Regions from separate parts of the Mus musculus genome. Here region 1 is linked to region 2. The links are chromatin contacts, found by Hi-C or POLR2A ChIA-PET in ENCODE. All regions are on one chromosome and are shown on one strand. Each heading gives the region's core, a stretch centred on a gene start or an enhancer-like site at or near the end of the contact. The rest is flanking DNA. Distances are from core to core; before and after follow the strand shown. Region 1 holds the start of Cmtm7 (CKLF-like MARVEL transmembrane domain containing 7). Region 2 holds the start of Cmtm6 (CKLF-like MARVEL transmembrane domain containing 6).

Region 1 (4,337 bases), core at 57-2,556, 51 kb before region 2:
TTCTTCTGGCTTCTGCAGGCACCCGGCACACACATGGCGCACAGAGCTAGATGTGGGCAGAACACCCATACACATAAAATAAATTCACTAAGTTAAAAAAAAAATCAAAGAATCTATTTAAAAAAAAAAGTCTTAGGCAGTAGTGGCACACGCTTTTAACCCCAGTACTGGGGAGGCAGAGGCAGACAGATCTCTGAGTTTGAGGCCAGCCTGGATTCCAGAGTGAGTTCCAGGACAGCCAGTAATATACAGAGAAACCCTGCGTGTGGGCAGGGAGCATAAATTAGGACTAACCTGGTGTTGTTTGACTTCTAACACTGAGACAAACAAACTTCTATTCACCCCAGGTCCAATAACAGACCAGGAAAAGAAAAGTAAACATTCCATCATGAGACAAAAGAATCTCTCCTCTTTTCTTAGGCTGCTTTTATCAGACATTTTCTATGTCCTGAGATAGACGAATCTCTCTTCACCGAAGAGTAAGGTAGACAGAGTGACAGAGCAGGACACTAGACATCCTCCACTGGCCTCTGTATACACACACACACACACACACACACACACACACACACATACATACTTAAAAAGATGTACTGCGATGCTGAGAGTGGTGTCCTGATTAGCTTTAACTGTCGACTTTGACAGTGCCTAGAGTCACCTCGGTTGGGTATGGTATCATTCCAGCACCCGGGAAGCAGAGGCAAGGAGAATACCTGCGAGTTTGAGGCTAGCTGGGTTTATACAGGAGTTCCAGGTTAGCCAGTGGTACACACTGAGAGCCTGGCTTGTTTGTTTGTTTTGTTTGTTTTTGAGGCAGGATCTCTCTGTGTAGTCCTGGCTGTCCTGGGGCTCACTATGTAGACTAGGTTGACCTCGAACTCACAGAGATCCTCCTGCCTCTGCCTTCCTAGTGCTGGAATTAAAAATAAGTGCTACCCAACTCTGGCAAGAGAGAGTATGTTTTTAGAAAGAAAGAAAAAAAGGCAAAAATAACAACAACAAAAAAAAATAATAAGAAAGAAAGCAGAATGGTGGGAGGGTGGGGGAGGAAGGTCCTGAGGCGATGGACCTGTTTTTATTGCTGTAGGTGATGGTGGCACAGGTGCGTGCCCCGTGCACACACACAGAAGCAGAAATGAACAGCGCAGCACGGTATGCTCAGGGCATTTCCCCCTACTCGTGTCAGTACCTAGTAGCAGCCGCACCCACACAAAAAATCCCTGGAGGCTCATCACCAGCTGTGACCTGGGCGGTGCGCTCCTGGGAGAGGCCAGGGCCCCAGGCGTCCGGTTTCCTGCCCACGCCAGTCCAACTTCCGCGTGTCTAGAGGGCAGGGGCTTGCGGGGCATCTGCTCCCGAGTCCTCTCCGGGTCCGGCCGCAGCTGGGAAGAGGGAGCCGTGCGCCCCGCCCCTGAGGCTCCGCCCCGTCCCGTCCCAGCTTCACCGGCCAGAGGTCCCCGGGCCTCGGAGGCGGCCAGCCCGGGCTGGGTCGCGCGATGTCTCATGGATCGGGGCTCGTCCGGACCACGTGCAGCAGCGGCGGCGCGCTGGGGCCAGGCCAGCCCTCGGAGGGACTGCTGGACCGGGTGTACCCGCTCACCCACGGCGCCCTGTTCAAAGTGGCGCAGATGGTAAGAAGAGTGGAGTGGAACCTGGGGACCCGTACACGGGGCTGCACCTGGCCCGGACCTTGGGAGCACCGCGCGCCCCTTTGATGCCCCAGTGTCCCCCTAGAAAGTTCCGGGAACAGCCGACAGGATCCCTGGCCCCCTCACTTCTCCAGCTGCCTCCCTACCGGGCCCAGCTCACTTCCCCACCGAAACCCGGGGTGCGAGTTCCTCCTCGTCTTCCTTCCTCTTCTCCAGGCCGCACGTCTCGCACCCGGGCTGGGGGAGGGAGAGTCTCCTGCTATCCCCTGCCATCTCCAGGCCGCGCACGGGCTCCCGCCCGAGAGGGTAGAGCTCGGCGACAAGAGGGCTCGGCTTGACTTTCGAATCTCTGCTGGGGATCGGGAGAAGCGCCGCCTTTCAGACCATCGCCAGGTCCCCTGCGCCCTGTCAGCCTTCCGAGGCGCCTCAGAAGGCAGAACTAGTTAACTAGGTTAACTAGGCAGGCTTGTGGCTAGGGGGCTTCTGGTGCTCGCTTGGAGCCAGGCAGGGCAAGGCGAGCAGCCGGCTGTTACTGTGACCAGAGCTGCACAAAAGCTTCTGGCCCGACCAGAAGTTTACCAGGCCTGATCCTGTTCGCTCTCTACCCACCCTTCTTTTTTCCCTCCCGTTTTTGTTTTTCAACCTCTGTGCAAATGTCTCGTCTACAATACCTTTTCTGTTTGTGTGGTGTGTTTTGAAACTGGGCTGGGCCGTTTGAATTCCCTACTTATCATGGGTGGAGAGGGGAGTGGTGGTTTGTAGAAAGCTGCGGAGAGATGTAGGGACCCCAGTGCAAGGTCACAGACCCGGAAGCTGGGACCTGCCAGCGAAGCTGGAGCAGCCTCCCCCCTCCCCGACCCCCCCCCCCCGGGGCTGGTACAGGGCCAGAGCTTTGTGCCTTCCATAACCGTTATTTTGGATGCCTAGAGTGTAGAAAGGTGGGAGGAAGACGTTCCGCCTCTCCTGAGAAGGGTGCCTAAATGGACCAAGATTGGGACACAGGCAGTTTTAATACGGAACTAAAAAGGTCTGGTGCTAAGCAGTCTTGGATTTGAGTGGATGGTGTGTGGGACCCAGGCTAAGGGCTTTGATCAGCCAAATAAAAGCCCGAGAGGCCACCTCTTTGATCATTAAAGGATGGTTGGAGTCAAAGAGACTTTACAGTCTTACGCCCATGCGAAGACGAGGGCCGCGGCAGAGATTTGGATCAGGCCTCTGCCTTGATCCATAAGGGAAGCCGATGGGAAGGGAATGCCCTTGCTGGGCCGTGACTTGGGTGCACAAAATTAATGGCGATGAGAATGCTGGTCCGTGAGACTGAGGAGCAGGGATACTTACTGTGTGCTTTGGATGACAGTGATACAGAGCTTGTCCAAAATCAGTGAGTGTGGATTTTAACCATGACGTCATGGGCCCGCCGCCTCTCTGCATGCTCCAGTTAAAACCCCGTAGAAAGATGACCAAGTCCTGGGAGTGAGGCTGCCTGCTTGGCCCTGGCTGGCTCCTGCTCTGCCCCGCAACTCTGACTGGGATCTCCACTGTCAGAATCCTCTGCTTATCTGTTGAGGGTAAACAGAAGCAGATGCGCTGTGAGCGCCCTTCGGGGGGGTCACAATCCCAATTTGCCCGTGGCTCAGTGACATACAGACCTCTGGTTCTGTGAAGTGTTTTTAGCTTGTTCTGACCAAGAGAATTTTCAACATATTACCTTAAGAACCAGAAAGGCTGGGGTTGGGAAGATGGCTCAGTGGTTAAGACTCTGTACTGCCATTCCAGAGGTCCCGAGTTCAATTCCCAGCACCCACTTCAGGTGGCTCTATAACTCCAGGGAGATTTGATGCCTTTGACTCCCTCTGGCACCTGCATTCACATGCACCCACTCACACACAGATATACGTACATAATTTAAAAACTAAGGACGGCCAAGGCCAAAGCCGGGGCTGTAGCTCCATTGGTAGAGTGCTGGATCAGAAGAGCCCCGTGCCCAGTTGTGCAACCTATATATTGGGTATGGTGGTGGATCCTGCCTTTAATCTCAGAACGCAGGTGGTAGAGGTAGGAGACTCGGGTTCACAGTTATTCTCATCTACTTAATTCTAGGCCAGCCTGGGCTACATGGGAACCTTGGCGCGCCTCTCCTCCAGGCCGAATTCCTGCAGCTGGGTCCTCACGCTCCGTCTTCCTCAGTAGTCAGTGCCTTGGTCGCTGGTCTTGACTTTGAGGTGTCTTTTTGTTCATTTGTTTGGTTTTTTATCCAAACAGGGTTTCTCTCTCTGACTGTTCTGAAACACCTCTGTAGACCAGGCTGGCCTTGAACTAAGAGGTCTGCCTGCCTCTGCCTCCTGAATGCTGAGATTGAAGGCCTGTACTGCCTCTCCTTTTTTTTTTTTAAGCCATGTACTGCTCTTAACAATGCACAGGGAACTGCATACTCTACACCTTGACTGCATCATTTCACTAAATGTTTTTAAGGGATGGAGAGAGCTATGTCTTTGACTAGTAAGGAAACCGCCTTAAGGCAGTATGAGCGCCTAAAGCCACACTGCCAGTGGCAGCAGCCCAAGTCCGGTTTTCACCGGTATCCGCTCCTTGCATCCCCAGAACACACAATTCTGGCAGAGTCTGAACTTGCTAATGATCCAGAGAAATCTTAACCTTGGTGAGGCGAGGTCACACACAAGACAGTGA
Region 2 (3,768 bases), core at 705-3,204:
ACTTGGGAGGCAGAGGCAGGCAGAACTCTTGAGTTCAAAGCCGGCCTAGCCTACAGAGTGAGTTTCAAAACAGCCAGCCTGGGGTGGAGGTGGGGTGTATAGGGAGTAAAGTATTTAAAGAAAGCATGCTTTAGCATTACAAGTTCCCCATAACAAACGGATTTCACAGAGTGCTTTGCTCTATTCCCATGATGGCAAATACACACAGAGCAGCTAACGACCTTTTCAAGGCAAACTCATCTCTATGGTTCAACTGCAAAACACCAGCAAAACTTCGGGTTGTGTCCTATTCTGAAGACACAGAGCTAAGGCCTGCTGAACTATAATAATGAGAATTTTTTACTCCGGCTTTAGCATTTCTTATTAGAAAAAGAAATAAAAGCAACTAAAAATAAGAGATTTTGTTCTGCACACCCATGCAGAAGACCAATAGAGATGACTTCCTTGGAGCAAACAGAAATTTCTCTGTTCAAAAGGTTCCATTAGACACATGTGTTTACTGCAGAGAAGGGCAAAAGAGAAGCGCAAAAGAGACACAATCTGGAGCTGTTGCTATAGCACAGTAGGCAGAGCACTTGCCTCGCATGCACAAGGCCCTGGGTTCAATTCTCCGCACCACATAGACCGCACGGTGGAGCACACCTGTAATCCCAGCACTGTGGAGACAGCAGTATCAGGAGTTCAAAGGTCATCCTCTACATTAGTGAGTCTAAAGTTAACTGGACTACATGAGACTTGAGACCCTGTGAAAAAAGAGTGGAAGAGAAGGAATGGAAAGGAGAGGGGGAGGAAGAGAGGAACAAGGGGAGAGAGGGAGAAGGAAAAGAAGGAGGTGGAAGGGTGGGGGCAAAACCACACCCATCTGGGTTAAAGGAACAGGTTCTGCAAATGCGCAAAGACGGGGAACCCAGGTGCCTGCGGAACCTAAAGGTGTCCACTGCAGACATCTTAGGAGGATGTAGGGGGTTACACAAGACCAGATCTACTTATCACTTGTCTCTGAATGATTTCCTCTCATCCCCAAGCTGGCACCTAAAAGCAGCGCCAGTTTTCTAACTGCTGGCTTTCTACTTCAGGAAAGTAGGTCAACTGAGTTCCAAGAATGTAAGTTCTGATTATCGGCGTTTTGAGAATTTTAAATCTTCCCAAGAAAGGCAGTGGGCCACTTTTAGCATAAATGGCTCACAAAACTAAACAAAACCCATAAACATTCTAAACAATTTGGTTTTCCGAAAAGTGTCTTCTTGAAAAACCTTAATACCCATTGGCAGCTGAGACACAGCAGGAGTATCATAATTTAAATAGCAAAGATGACTACAGTTTCACGCCTAGGCGGAAATAAAGAGAAGCAGGTTCAGGTTCTCTCACCCGCACACATGAAGCAGAAAGATGCCCTTTCGACTCTCTCTGCCTTGATCAAACTCACTGTGCAAGTTAAACACATACACAAACTATCCGACATGTTATATTGCCCTAATGGGCCAGCACCCGGAAAACCGCAAAAGCCAGAAAAGATAAACAGAAAGCACTACGTTGTCTGAAACACAAGCATTCTGGGCGATAATGAAAGAATTCTAGCTGAGAGAAGGGAAAAAGGGTTTAAGAGGCTGAGGCCGGGCCACGGGTAGGCGGTGGACGGCAACGCCTCCTTCCCGGGTAGGAAGGGAAGGAACTGGGGTGTGGAAACGGCTGCTTCCCGAACGAGGAGGCCGAGCGAGCGGCAGCCTCGAGGCATCCACCCCAGCCCTCAGCCCACAGGTCCCGGCCGCCGCCGTAGGCTCACCAGCTGCAAGCCTTTGAGGATGCGCCGATGCCAAGGGAGCCTGCCCAGGACGAAGTAGGCGGCCAGGCCGCTGCGCGCACCCCTGCCAGTGCCCGGGGCCGCCTCGGTGGTGGGACTGTAGACCGCTCCGTTCTCCATCGCCCGCAAACACTCGCTCACCCAGCTAAACTCTCGGCCGAGCGGTAGGGGGCGTCACTTCCTGGGACTCCGCCCACGCTTCCGGTCAACTCCGCCCTCCTCACGCCTCGTCACGCCCCCTCGCTTGCTGAGCTCCAGCCCATAGAATTTCTCTCCCTTTGCCACGCCCCCATGGTTTGCCGCGCCTCTTGTTCGCCACACCCCTCTGCCTTTCCTGCTCTCTGGTTAACTCTCGACAGTTTCTTTCTTTTTTTGGGTTTTTATTTTATTTATTTATTTATTTTTGGTTTTTCGAGACAGGGTTTCTCCGTGTAGCCCTGGCTATCCTGGAACTCACTCTGTAGACCAGGCTGGCCTCGAACTCAGAAATCTGCCTGCCTCTGCCTCCCAAGTGCTGGGATTAAAGGCGTTGCGCCACCACTGCCCGGCTAACTCTTGACAGTTTCATGCTTTCGATGGACTTCAGCTTTTTTGTTTTTTGGATTTTTTAAATTACACTTTGATTAATCTATCTATTTTATCTATATTTTTAATCTATCTATCTATCGATCTATCTATCCATCCGTCCATCCACCTATCTAAGAAGGAGCGTTGTGCTGAGGTCAGAAAACTATTCTGAGTCATTTCTTCCTGAGAATTGAATTCATTTTCAGGCTTAGTAACTGGCGCCTTTACCTACTGAGCCACCTCTCCGCCCTGACTTGATCTGTGTCTTTTAGTTTCGTTTCGGTCTGATTTAAAAATAAAAGAAATAAAACCAAGGTTTCACGTGCCCAGACTAGCCTAGAACTATGTACATAGCCAGCACTAGTCTGCAACTAGTGACAATCCTCCTGCCTCTGTCTCTGAAGTGCTGAGATTACAGGCACGTGCTCCTCCTCCCCTCAGCCTGTTTTGTTTTTTTAAAACTGCCAGAGATCACATTGAGGTCCTTCTGTATGCTAACCGCCCTCCTCCCCCGCGCCCGTCCCCGTCTCCCCCCGCCCCGCCCCCCCGCCCCCCCCCCCGTTGAGCTGCACCCCTCCATGCTCCTCCCACAGAGATTTGACTTATTTCTCACGTCTCACTATCTTCCATCTTTCAGATAGTCATCTTCTCATGGGCGGGAGGGGTGCACCCGCGTATGAAGGTGCAGGCTCGCGCGGGTGCAAGTGTGGAGGTCAGAAGTCAACCTTGAGTATGTTCCTCAGGCACCATCTACCCTGTTTTAGGGCAGTGTGTCTCACTGAACCTAGCTTACTAGATAGGTGAGGCTAAAAGGCTAAGAAGACCCAGAGATCAGCGTCCCGCCTTGCCAGCTCCGCCGTTACAAGCACAGGCTACATTGGTCTTTTTATATGGGTTCTAGGAATCGAACTCACATCACCAATGGCAGCCAGCACTTTACCAGCTAAGCTGTCTTCCCTGTTCTTGTTTTTCAGTATCATTGGATGTTTACAGTACAACTGAAAACCAGATCTGGATATTAAGTTTACTGCCCCGTGCCAACCAGAGACAGAAAATCCTTTCTGGCAGGACAGTTAGCAGATTAATGAAAATTTCAAAGGACAATTAACAAAAAGATTAATCAGAGTGTCAGATATTGATATATGACATGAACATACTGACCATGCCAACAGATGAGTGGACAAAAGAAATGCAGAACATTTAGTGGAATTTTACTCAAGTTTATTGTTCTTGTTTTGTGAAACCATGACATCTGTAGGAAAATGAATACAACAGAGTATTACTGTGAAGGGAAATAAGGCACATTCAAAAGACAAAGGCCATATGGTCTGTCTCATATGTAGGTCCTAGATTTTAAAATTATATTTATGGGGCTGGAGAGATGGCTCAGTGGTTAAAAG

What was found. A loop is a pair of places that touch in the nucleus more often than their neighbours do. ChIA-PET counts read pairs that join two places held with the same protein, here RNA polymerase II (POLR2A).
Region 1: POLR2A ChIA-PET joins it to region 2 with 20 read pairs in embryonic stem cell. The contact joins the promoter of Cmtm7 here to the promoter of Cmtm6 in region 2. A Hi-C loop is called at or near these places in 1 of 37 maps with a recorded cell type or tissue (T-helper 2 cell). POLR2A ChIA-PET finds 5 or more read pairs at or near these places in 4 of 5 experiments (Patski and embryonic stem cell).

What each region holds. Positions count from the first base shown.
Region 1 is chr9:114,778,962-114,783,298 of GRCm38, reverse strand. It overlaps Cmtm7 (CKLF-like MARVEL transmembrane domain containing 7), which reads left to right and starts at 1,306. Exons shown (of 5, transcript NM_133978.2): 1 at 1,306-1,631. The coding sequence starts at 1,497. Gm9888 (a long non-coding RNA gene) reads right to left here. Exons shown (of 3, transcript XR_003948087.1): 2 at 2,988-3,208; 3 at 1,627-2,001.
Region 2 is chr9:114,729,389-114,733,156 of GRCm38, reverse strand. Cmtm6 (CKLF-like MARVEL transmembrane domain containing 6) reads right to left here and starts at 1,954. Exons shown (of 4, transcript NM_026036.3): 1 at 1,784-1,954. The coding sequence starts at 1,921.